Regions from separate parts of the Homo sapiens genome. Here region 1 is linked to region 2. Evidence: read pairs that join two places in POLR2A ChIA-PET (ENCODE). Cell type or tissue: MCF 10A. All regions are shown on one strand. Links, peaks and the distances in the headings refer to the core of each region. The heading gives the core; the rest is flanking DNA.

Region 1 (5,639 bases), core at 825-4,824, 61 kb after region 2:
TGATCCCGGCCGCTGATCTGTCGCAGCAGATCTCCACTGCAGGCACCGAGGCCTCAGGCACAGGCAACATGAAGTTCATGCTCAACGGGGCCCTCACCATCGGCACCATGGACGGCGCCAACGTGGAGATGGCCGAGGAGGCCGGGGCCGAGAACCTCTTCATCTTCGGCCTGCGGGTGGAGGATGTCGAGGCCTTGGACCGGAAAGGGTGCGAGCCTGTGCCCCTGGGCACCTGGCACCGTGAGGATGGAGAATGAAGGGTGTTGGGCTGGGGGCATTGGCTGGACTGGGCTCTTGGGGCCAGGCCACTGTGTGCTAGGGTCAGTGCCCACCCAGGGCTGTGTGCCTGCCTGCAGGGGTGACCATTTCCAGGTGCATGGAATGGACGGGGTCCGGGCTGCGGGCGAGGCCCACGTGGGGGTGCTGGGCTGCTCCTGTCTCGGCTCTGAGGCTGAATCTGCGGAGTCCAGACCAGGGGCTCCTCCTCCAGGAAAGGCCTTTTCCCCTGGGGAGGGTCTCCTAGAGGGACACCCCCTGGGCACAGGCAGCCCCACAGAAATGGGCTGGGGCTGGGCAGGACCCCACTGCCAGGGGCGCTCTGCCGGGAGCACTCTGCTGATTTGGGGCTTGCCTGCTGTTGAGGTTCCCTGGTCTAAGTTGTAACTGTTAAAATTGTTTAAAAATAGTATTTTGGAAACATTTTAAATGTGTAGGCCAGGGTCGGGGGGGGTGGGGGAGTGGGGGGGATGGGGGGGTTGGGGGGTGGCAGAGGGGAGGAGGGAATCCTGAAGACAGCACCCAGAGCTTCATCCACCTTATCCCCGCGCCCCTCCGTTGGCTGCACTGAGCTCAGAGCACTGGCCCTCCTGCAGCCCACACTCCATTCCAACTCCACCGGGGTTCTGTTACTGTCTTTCCCATCCCAGGATCCCATCAGGGCACTCCACTGTGTGTGGCCGTCAGGTCTCCCCAGTGTCATTTGGTCTGTGACAGCTTCTCAGTTTTTCCTTGTTCTTCATGATCTGGACGTCATGAGGAATCCAGCACGGGCCTGATTCCAAGCGATAATTACAAAGAAAAGGCAGTGTTGCCTGATTGCCTTGAAGCACTGGGGAGCCTGTGAGGCCTTAAGTAGGGTCAGGTGAAACCACACATGCCATCTGAAGTCAGAGCTGTGCCTTGCTGGCCCGAGCACAGAGGCCTGTGCTCCCTTTCTGCGCCCTCACACAGCTTCTTCTGCCCGGGCCCCGTCCTGGGATGCCCATGTCTGCCCGTCCGTCCCTCTCCCACTTAGCTCTGCCTTGTCCTGTCTGGTCTTGCTTGCGTTTTTCCTTTTCCATCTTCGAGGTCCCAGCCAAGGTGCTCCATTTCACTTCCTGCCCCTCCGGCCGTCTGTTTTTCAAAAGCTCTGCCCAGGATTTCACAGTGAGCCAAGTTCTGAGTGGCCCTCTCCACTAGGAATGTGGCATCAGCCACTATGTCCTAGCAGATCTGCTAGTGATGACATTTCTTTAACAGTCAAAGGAGCAGGTGGGATTGGCTTTAGACTGACTTCACATCTCTGCTCGAGCAGGTCCCTGCTCAAGGGCCTCGTAACCACCCATGGCCACTGGCTGCTGCCCTGGACCGTGCAGGCCTTGAGCTCCCAGGGCCATCCTGGGGCAGGGGCTGTGCCAGGCACCAACATGGCTTGTTCTCCAAGGTGGCCCACCTGGGGCGCTGGCTGCTGACTCCTGGCCCATCGCCTCACAGGTACAATGCCAGGGAGTACTACGACCACCTGCCCGAGCTGAAGCAGGCCGTGGACCAGATCAGCAGTGGCTTTTTTTCTCCCAAGGAGCCAGACTGCTTCAAGGACATCGTGAACATGCTGATGCACCATGACAGGTGGGACCGACTTCCCTGGTTGGGTGGCTGGGAGGGAGGGAGGGAGGGAGGGGTCCTCTTCGTGGGTTGGATATTCCACCTTGTTTGGAGAGCAAAACCCGTGCTTTCAGGACGTCTTCTCCACTGTGCCCATGAGACCTTACTGGGCAGAGCCTTAGACCCCAGCTGGGAGTTTGCGATGGCCTCTGGCAATGCCAGGGGGCCCTGGGCAGCGAGACACAGCAGCACAGTCCAGCCCCCAGGCCTTGTGGACCAATGTGCTGAGCAGGAGGGGGTGTCCTCTGCTGGTTGGAGGTCCCAGGGGCAGCCGTGTCCCAGCAGGCCAGTAGAGGGAGCATGGGCCCAAAACTCCCTGGGGTGGGGTAGGGGGCGCACAAGGGCTGCGGAACCGCGGCAGGCGTCAGTGCCAGTGACAGGCAGTGGTGAAAATGGATTTCACTTGCAACGATGTGACATTATAATGTAGTTAGTGTTTTATTTCAGTGCAGTTAGCACATGGTATGGTTTATCTAGAGTTACAGACTTTGTAAGGTTTGCAGCTCAGGGCAGTTCTTCACCGTTGGCAAAAGTTGAATCCGGCGAGGGCTGGGAATTCACCTGCCCTCCACTTTCAGCTGCCTTTGGGTTAGTTTTAGTTTTGTCTGCTGCTCTTCGATGACCGTGTCACCTGTTGGCTTCAGTCACACCAGCTCTGACCACATGCTGGGATCTGGGCTGGAACCTGGGCCCTGCTGAGGTCTGTGATAAAGGAAGTGCTTTTAAAATTGTGAACTCTGCATTTCGTGAAGTGTGCTTCTGACTCGATAGTGAACAGAAATGCATTTGTAGATTCATAAATCTGGCATTTTTGTTCAGCACATCAGGAACTGCAAGTCAGTATTTCCTGTGTAGGCAAATCCCAGTTAGACTTAAGACGGCAAATGGAGATGCCGTTCCCCAGCAAGTGCCCCCTGCCCTGAGGCGGCGCCATGGGCTCTCCACTGTCTGCCCAGGAGGCCTCTCCCATGTGCAGCTCTAACTGCCCTGCGTGTGGAAGACACGTTTTAAATGCCAGTTTATTTAAAGGAGTGTTGGGTTGAAATAAGGTTTTTCTAAAATATTGTCCCAGGACATAAGTGTTGCTCACAGAGAAGCCCTGTGGCCAAATGGGCCTGGTGCAGCCTGGCTCTGACCAGCTGCGTGGGTGGGCCCCTTCGCTCCAGACAGGACCAGGTGGATGGTGCCTGGCCTCCTGCCCTGGGACTCTCCCCTCGGGACAGTGTGGGCAGGGCTCCCTGCTGCCCTGGCCCAGCCTCCTTTCTCCCATTCCAGGTTCAAGGTGTTTGCAGACTATGAAGCCTACATGCAGTGCCAGGCACAGGTGGACCAGCTGTACCGGGTGAGGCTCCTGGGTCCAGAGGCTAGGGGAGCAGCTGGGTGGGTCCATGTAGACGTGTTGGGTCAGATTGTTTATTTCCCAAGCTGAGTAGATTCTTGGCCTGGGCCAGAGGGGTTTGTGATTCTGATCTGTCATCAGTCGGCTGTGCCTGCCTTTAGGGAAGCTGTCACTGTCAATGTCACTCCCTCCGTTGAAAAAAACAGCTCCTAATGGCCAAGAAAGGAATGTGCGGCCTGGAAACTGAGTGACGGGCAGGGCCCTGGGAGGGACCTTCTCTTCCCTCAGTCAGGGCTGGCCTCGAGGAAAGGCTGGCCTGGTGTGACCTGCAGCTTGTGGCAGCTGTGAGGCTCCCTGGTGGAAGGAGACTGCCTGGGCATGTCCCCTGGCACTGGATCTGCCTGGGCAGTTCTTACCTGGTGCTATCCCTATCGTCGTCCTGGGGGCCATGCCCTAGCAGGAATTTTCGAGGCTGGGACCTTCTCTCCAGCTCCTTGCTCCCTAGATCTAGAATGCGGTAGCTTTCCTGGTCCGTGGGGTCCCCTTTTCAACGAACAAGTGATTGTAATGTCCTCCTCTTCCAGCGGATGGCCCCAAGGCTCGGAGCTCATTTGGAAACAGTCCTAAAGTTCTGGAATCCCATGTTTTTAGCAGCCCCAAGCCCTGTGACGCCAGAGACTAATTTCATCTCCTTCCCTGCAGAACCCCAAGGAGTGGACCAAGAAGGTCATCAGGAACATCGCCTGCTCGGGCAAGTTCTCCAGTGACCGGACCATCACGGAGTATGCACGGGAGATCTGGGGTGTGGAGCCCTCCGACCTGCAGATCCCGCCCCCCAACATCCCCCGGGACTAGGCACACCCTGCCTTGGCGGGACCAGCGGGCATTTGTTTTCTTGCTGACTTTGCACCTCCTTTTTTCCCCAAACACTTTGCCAGCCACTGGTGGTCCCTGCTTTTCTGAGTACCATGTTTCCAGGAGGGGCCATGGGGGTCAGGGTGGTTTTGAGAGAGCAGGGTAAGGAAGGAATGTGCTAGAAGTGCTCCTAGTTTCTTGTAAAGGAAGCCAGAGTTGACAGTACAAAGGGTCGTGGCCAGCCCTGCAGCTTCAGCACCTGCCCCACCCAGAGTGGGAGTCAGGTGGAGCCACCTGCTGGGCTCCCCCAGAACTTTGCACACATCTTGCTATGTATTAGCCGATGTCTTTAGTGTTGAGCCTCTGGATTCTGGGGTCTGGGCCAGTGGCCATAGTGAAGCCTGGGAATGAGTGTTACTGCAGCATCTGGGCTGCCAGCCACAGGGAAGGGCCAAGCCCCATGTAGCCCCAGTCATCCTGCCCAGCCCTGCCTCCTGGCCATGCCGGGAGGGGTCGGATCCTCTAGGCATCGCCTTCACAGCCCCCTGCCCCCTGCCCTCTGTCCTGGCTCTGCACCTGGTATATGGGTCATGGACCCAGATGGGGCTTTCCCTTTGTAGCCATCCAATGGGCATTGTGTGGGTGCTTGGAACCCGGGATGACTGAGGGGGACACTGGAGTGGGTGCTTGTGTCTGCTGTCTCAGAGGCCTTGGTCAGGATGAAGTTGGCTGACACAGCTTAGCTTGGTTTTGCTTATTCAAAAGAGAAAATAACTACACATGGAAATGAAACTAGCTGAAGCCTTTTCTTGTTTTAGCAACTGAAAATTGTACTTGGTCACTTTTGTGCTTGAGGAGGCCCATTTTCTGCCTGGCAGGGGGCAGGTCTGTGCCCTCCCGCTGACTCCTGCTGTGTCCTGAGGTGCATTTCCTGTTGTACACACAAGGGCCAGGCTCCATTCTCCCTCCCTTTCCACCAGTGCCACAGCCTCGTCTGGAAAAAGGACCAGGGGTCCCGGAGGAACCCATTTGTGCTCTGCTTGGACAGCAGGCCTGGCACTGGGAGGTGGGGGTGAGCCCCTCACAGCCTTGCCCCTCCCCAAGGCTGGCAACCTGCCTCCCATTGCCCAAGAGAGAGGGCAGGGAACAGGCTACTGTCCTTCCCTGTGGAATTGCCGAGAAATCTAGCACCTTGCATGCTGGATCTGGGCTGCGGGGAGGCTCTTTTTCTCCCTGGCCTCCAGTGCCCACCAGGAGGATCTGCGCACGGTGCACAGCCCACCAGAGCACTACAGCCTTTTATTGAGTGGGGCAAGTGCTGGGCTGTGGTCGTGCCCTGACAGCATCTTCCCCAGGCAGCGGCTCTGTGGAGGAGGCCATACTCCCCTAGTTGGCCACTGGGGCCACCACCCTGACCACCACTGTGCCCCTCATTGTTACTGCCTTGTGAGATAAAAACTGATTAAACCTTTGTGGCTGTGGTTGGCTGACATGGGGTCTGTGTTTCACTAACTAACTAACT
Region 2 (5,639 bases), core at 1,141-5,140:
AAACCCCATCTCTACTAAAAATACAAATATTAGCCAGGCATGGTGGCAGGCGCCTGTAGTCCCAGCTACCTGGGAGGCTGAGGCAGGAGAATGGCTTGAACCCAGGAGGCGGAGGTTGCAGTGAGCCGAGATCAAGCCACTGCACTCCAGCCTGGGCGACAGAGCGAGACTGCGTCTCAAATAAATAAGGCAACAAGGAGAGTCTGGATGCAGTGGCTCATGCTTGTAATCCCAGCACTTTAGGAGGCCAAGGCAGGCAGATCACAAGGTCAGGAGTTCAAGACCAACCTGGCCAACATAGTGAAACCATGTCTCCATTAAAAATATAAAAATTAGCCAGGCATGATGGCCCATGCCTGTAATCCCAGCTACTTGAGAGGCTGAGGCACAAGAATCACTTGAACCTGGGAGGCGGAGGTTGCAGTAAGCCAAGATTGTGCTGCTGCACTCCAACCTAGGGGGCAAAGCAAGACTCTCAAAAAAACAAAAAAACAGGGAGAGTTTTCCTGTTGATAGTCACCTGGGCTGTTTCCTGTTTGGAGCTTTATGAATAAGGCTTCTGTGAACATTCTTGTGCAAGTCTTTTTATAGGCATAGGTTTTTATTTCATTTGGATGAATATCTAAAGGCAGAATGGCTGGGTCATATGGCATGTGAATGTTTAACTTTATAAGAACCTACTGGGCTCGGCGCGGTGGCTCGCGCCTGTAATCCCAGCACTTTGGGAGGCCGAGGCAGGCAGATCACGAGTGTCAGGCCTCTGAGCCCAAGCCAAGCCATCGCATCCCCTGTGACTTGCACGTATACATCCAGATGGCCTGAAGTAACTGAAGATCCACAAAAGAAGTAAAAATAGCCTTAACTGATGACATTCCACCATTGTGATTTGTTTCTGCCCCACCCTCACTGATCAATGTACTTTGTAATCTCCACCACCCTTAAGAAGATTCTTTATAATTTCCCCCACCCTTAAGAAGGTTCTTTGTAATTCTCCCAACCCTTGAGAATGTACTTTGTGAGATCCACCCCAGCCCGCAAAACATTGCTCTTAACTTCACCGCCTATCCCAAAACCTATAAGAACTAATGATAATCCACCACCCTTTGCTGACTCTCTTTTCGGGCTCAGCCCGCCTGCACCCAGGTGAAATAAACAGCCATGTTGCTCACACAAAGCCTGTTTGGTGATCTCTTCACAGGGACGCGCATGAAAACGAGGTAAAGAGATCAAGACCATCCTGGCCAACATGGTGAAACCCTGTCTCTACTAAAAATACAAAAATTGGCTGGGTGTGGTGACGTGTGCCTGTAGCCCCAGCTACTCAGGAGGCTGAGGCAGGATAATCGCTTGAACCCGGGAGGCGGAGGTTGCAGTGAGCCAAGATTGTGCCACTGCACTCCATCCTGGCAACAGAGTGAGACTCCATCTCAAAAAAAAAAAAAAAAACCTACCAAACCATTTTCCAACACGCCTGTAACATTTTACACTCCCATTAGCAGTGTGTGAGAGTTCCTGTATAATATAAACTAGGGTTTTCAGCTTTCTATAAATTAAGAGATTTCAGAGGACTTTTTTTACTGACTCTCCAGACATTGGCATAGTATTCAGCCTTAAAAAGAACTGAATTTCTAGCCAGGTGCCATGGCTCACACCTGTAATCCCAGCACTTTGGGAGGCTGAGGTGGGTGGATCACAAGGTCAGGAGTTCAAGACCAGCCTGGCCAACATGGTGAAACCACGTCTCTACTAAAAATACAAAAATAAAATTAGCTGGGTATGGTGGTGAGCACCTGTAATCCTAGCTACTCGGGAAACTGAGTCAGCAGAATCACTTGAACCCGGGATGCAGATGTTGCAGTGAGCTGAGATTGCGCCATTGCACTCCAGCCTAGACAACAGGGCGAGACTCCGTCATAAAAAAAAAAAAAAAAAAAAAATTAGCTGGGCGTGGTGGCACACGCCTGTAGTCCCAGCTACTTGGGAGGCTGAGGCAGGAGAATCGCTTGAACCCAGTAGGCGGAGGTAGTGGTGAGCCGAGATTGCGCCACCACACTCCAGCCTGGGCGACAGAGCGAGACTCAGAAAAAAAGAATTGAATTTCTGACCCATGCTGCAACATGGTGAACCTTGGAAACATTATGCTAAGGTGAAAAAAGCTAGACACAAAGGACTCTGTAGTCTATGATTCCATTTATGTGAAATGGCCCGTCCACAGAGACAGATTGGTGGTTGCCAGGAGCTGGGGTTGGGAGAAGGAAGAGTAACTGACTGACTGGTGCGCAGGGCTTTTGAAAAAGTTTAACACTTAGATTATGGTGCTGCTCACACAACTCCATAAATATACTGTAAACCATGGACTTGTGCACTTAAACAGGCAGCTTTCTGGTATAAAAATTACATCTCAGTAAAGCAGTTTGAAAAATGAAGACTCGAACTCTAGAAGGCAACAGTCTGAAAACAATAGGTTTCCTCCAGAAAGTTCCGCTGAGGTAAAGCTCATTCTAGTCTGAGAGCAGATGACCTTCTCTTGTCTTTTCAAACCTTAGACTTCAGTGTTGTCCTTGCCTCACCTTAGACCCTGAGAGGAGCATCAGACCTGCTCGTTCGCTGGTGAACCCAAGTCCAGCAGGTGCTGCCCTGGTGCGGGGGTCCCTCAGCCACCTGTTGAGTGACGGGAGGTTGCCTCTAAAAAGGAGAGGAATTGAAATCCTCACACTGGGGATATTGGTCCTCCTCCACACCCCCACCCCGGCATTTCCTAGTGCAGCCAGCGATCCTCCTGTTTTCTCAGTGGGTGTGCCTGGCCTGGACTCCACCCAAGCCAAACAGCCGAGGTGAAATGGTTGGGCAGAGCAAACAGGCTTTTGCCAGGAGCCTTGCTTTACTTCCCCTTGGACAAATCACACTGGGCTTAAAGCCTCCACTGGAATTCCTCCTGCTGCTGTGAGGCCCAGAGTGGCCACATCCCCTGCCTGATGGGGTCTTGAGTCACTAGCTCTCTCTGGGTTTTACCTTGACCTAGTGAATGTTTTTCTAAGAATATTTTATTATTGAGGTATCATTTTCATATAATAGTGAAGGGGTGGGTTGCCCCTCCACACCTGTGGGTGTTTCTCATTAGGTGGAACAAGAGACTTGGAAAAGAAAGAGACACAGAGACAAAGTAGAGAGAAAGAAAAAAGGGGGCCCAGGGGACCAGCGTTCAGCATACGGAAGATCCCACCAGCCTCTGAGTTCCCTTAGTATTTATTGATCATTCTTGGGTGTTTCTCGGAGAGGGGGATGTGGCAGGGTCATAGGATAATAGTGGAGAGAAGGTCAGCAGGTAAACACGTGAACAATGGTCTCTGCATCATGAACAAGGTAAAGAATTAAGTGCTGTGCTTTAGATATACATACACATAAACATCTCAATGCCTTAAAAAGCAGTATTGCTGCCCTCATGTCCCACCTCCAGCCCTAAGGCGGTTTTCCCCTATCTCAGTAGATGGACTATACAATCGGGTTTTACACCAAGACATTCCATTGCCCAGGGACGAGCAGGAGACAGATGCCTTCCTCTTGTCTCAACTGCAAAGAGGCGTTCTTTCCTCTTTTACTAATCCTCCTCAGCACAGACCCTTTATGGGTGTCGGGCTGGGGGATGGTCAGGTCTTTCCCTTCCCATGAGGCCATATCTCAGGCTATCACATGGGGAGAAACCTTGGACAATACCTGGCTTTCCTAGGCAGAGGTCCCTGCGGCCTTCCCCAGTGTTTTGTGTCCCTGGATACTTGAGATTAGGGAGTGGTGATGACTCTTAAGGAGCATGCTGCCTTCAAGCATCTGTTTAACAAAGCACATCTTGCACAGCCCTTAATCCATTTAACCCTGAGTTGACACAGCACATGTTTCAAGGAGCACAGAGTTGGGGGTAAGGTTACAGATTAACAGAATCTCAAGGCAGAAGAATTTTTCTTAGTACAGAACAAAATGGAGTCTCCTATGTCTACTTCTTTCTACACAGACACAGTAACAATCTGATCTCTCTTTTCCTCACATAATAGGACACACAGATCTTAGGTGTACAGTTCAAATCATTTTGGCAAATGCATGCACCCATGTGGCTCACACCCCCATCAAAATAGAGAACATTGCTATTACCCCAGAAAACTCTGAGAGTACCCTGCCCCTGGACTCTAGCAGCCCCTATCTGATGTCCGTCATGACGTATTACTGTCACCCGTTCTGGAACATTATGTAAATGGCATCATCCAGTGTCTGCTCTTGTGTGTCTGGTCTTCAGCTAAGCATGATGTTTGTGAGATTCATGCAGGTGGATGCATGCAGCTCATTCCTTTTCATTGTTGAATAGTAATCAATTATTTCAACATACCACACTTTGTTTCTTCATTTGCCTGTTGATATTCCCCTGGGCCGTTTCCTCTTTGGAGCTTTAATGAATAAGTCTTCTGTGTCCATTCTTGTGCAAGGCTTTTATAGGCATATATTTTTATTTCTTTTGGATGAATATCTAAAGGCAGAATGGCTGGGTCATATGTCATGTGAATGTTTAACTTTATAAGAACCTACCAACCAGTTATAACCGGTTATAAGAACCTACTAATGGCCGGGCGCGGTGCCTCACGCCTGTAATCCCAGCACTTTGGGAGGCTGAGGTGGGCGGATCACGAGGTCAGCATATCGAGACCATCCTGGCTAACACAGTGAAACCACGTCTCTACTAAAAATACAAAAAAATTAGCTGGGCGTGGTGGCGGGCGCCTGTAGTCCGAGCTGCTCGGGAGGCTGAGGCAGGAGAATGGTGTGAACCTGGTAAGCAGAGCTTGCAGTGAGCTGAGATGGTGCCACTGCACTCCAGCCTGGGCGACAGAGCGAAACTCCGTCTCCAAAAAAAAAAAACCTACCAACATGGCTGTAACATTTTACTCTCCCATTAGCAGTGTGTGAGGATTCCAGTTGCTCCACATCCATGCTAGCACTTGGTACTGTCCGTAATTTTAATATTAACTGTTCTGGGGGGAGTACTGCTGTCCTATTATGCTGTTGTCATTTTTTGAACAGATAGGGTCTCACTAAGTTGCCCAGGCTGGACTCAAACTCCTGAGCTCAAGTGATTCTCCCACCTCAGCTTCGGAGTAGCTGGAACTACAGGTGCATGCCACCACACCTGGCTCCATGGAGTTTTAATGTGCATCACCCTGAGTGAGGCAGTGAATTTTAAAGGAGCCTCCAAGAATCCTCCTGCCCAGGCCAGCCTGCCTCCCCTCCCAAGCACCCTGTTGCCTGGCATGCTGCATAGAGAACCAACGGGACTCCTTCCTGAGGACTCACCTGTGAGCCTGGACGTGCAAGGCAGCGCTACGGATACAGGTTCCTCGCCCAGAGGTCCACACTCCAGGGTAGTGAACGGCCAACTCTTTCTGTAAAGAGCAGCCGGTAAATATTTCAGGCTTTGCAGGCCATGCAGTCTCTGTTTTGGCTGCTCACCTCTGCTGCCGAAGAGTGACAGAAACTTAGACAACTGTAAATGAATGAGAGAAGCTGTGTCCCAACTTGATTTATGGACACTGAAATTCAAATTTCATATCATTTTAACACCATGATTACTTGGATTTTTTTTTCAATCATTTAAAAAT

What was found. Peaks named below come from ENCODE experiments on the same cell type or tissue, not always from the same donor. Only the 100,000 strongest peaks of a DNase experiment are listed, where the experiment ranks them.
Region 1: POLR2A ChIA-PET joins it to region 2 with 5 read pairs; 10 of 35 experiments call an interaction of 5 or more read pairs at or near these places.

The regions. Positions count from the first base shown.
Region 1 is chr20:25,292,406-25,298,044 of GRCh38, forward strand. PYGB (glycogen phosphorylase B) reads left to right here. Exons shown (of 20, transcript NM_002862.4): 17 at 1-208; 18 at 1,753-1,887; 19 at 3,199-3,265; 20 at 3,965-5,607. The coding sequence ends at 4,117. It also overlaps a transcript of ABHD12 not described here. Among named protein-coding and RNA genes, the nearest start is that of PYGB, 47 kb to the left of the region's middle. RefSeq lists enhancers at 1,675-2,197, 3,243-3,764. In MCF 10A, for the core only: a CTCF peak has its summit at 2,253 (motif pointing right); no DNase peak of the experiment used is centred there.
Region 2 is chr20:25,230,763-25,236,401 of GRCh38, forward strand. It overlaps LOC105372579 (a long non-coding RNA gene), which reads right to left. Exons shown (of 3, transcript XR_001754564.3): 1 at 4,376-5,639; 2 at 2,571-2,685. Among named protein-coding and RNA genes, the nearest start is that of PYGB, 15 kb to the right of the region's middle. In MCF 10A, for the core only: no CTCF peak of the experiment used is centred there; DNase peaks (open chromatin) are centred at 2,839 and 4,449.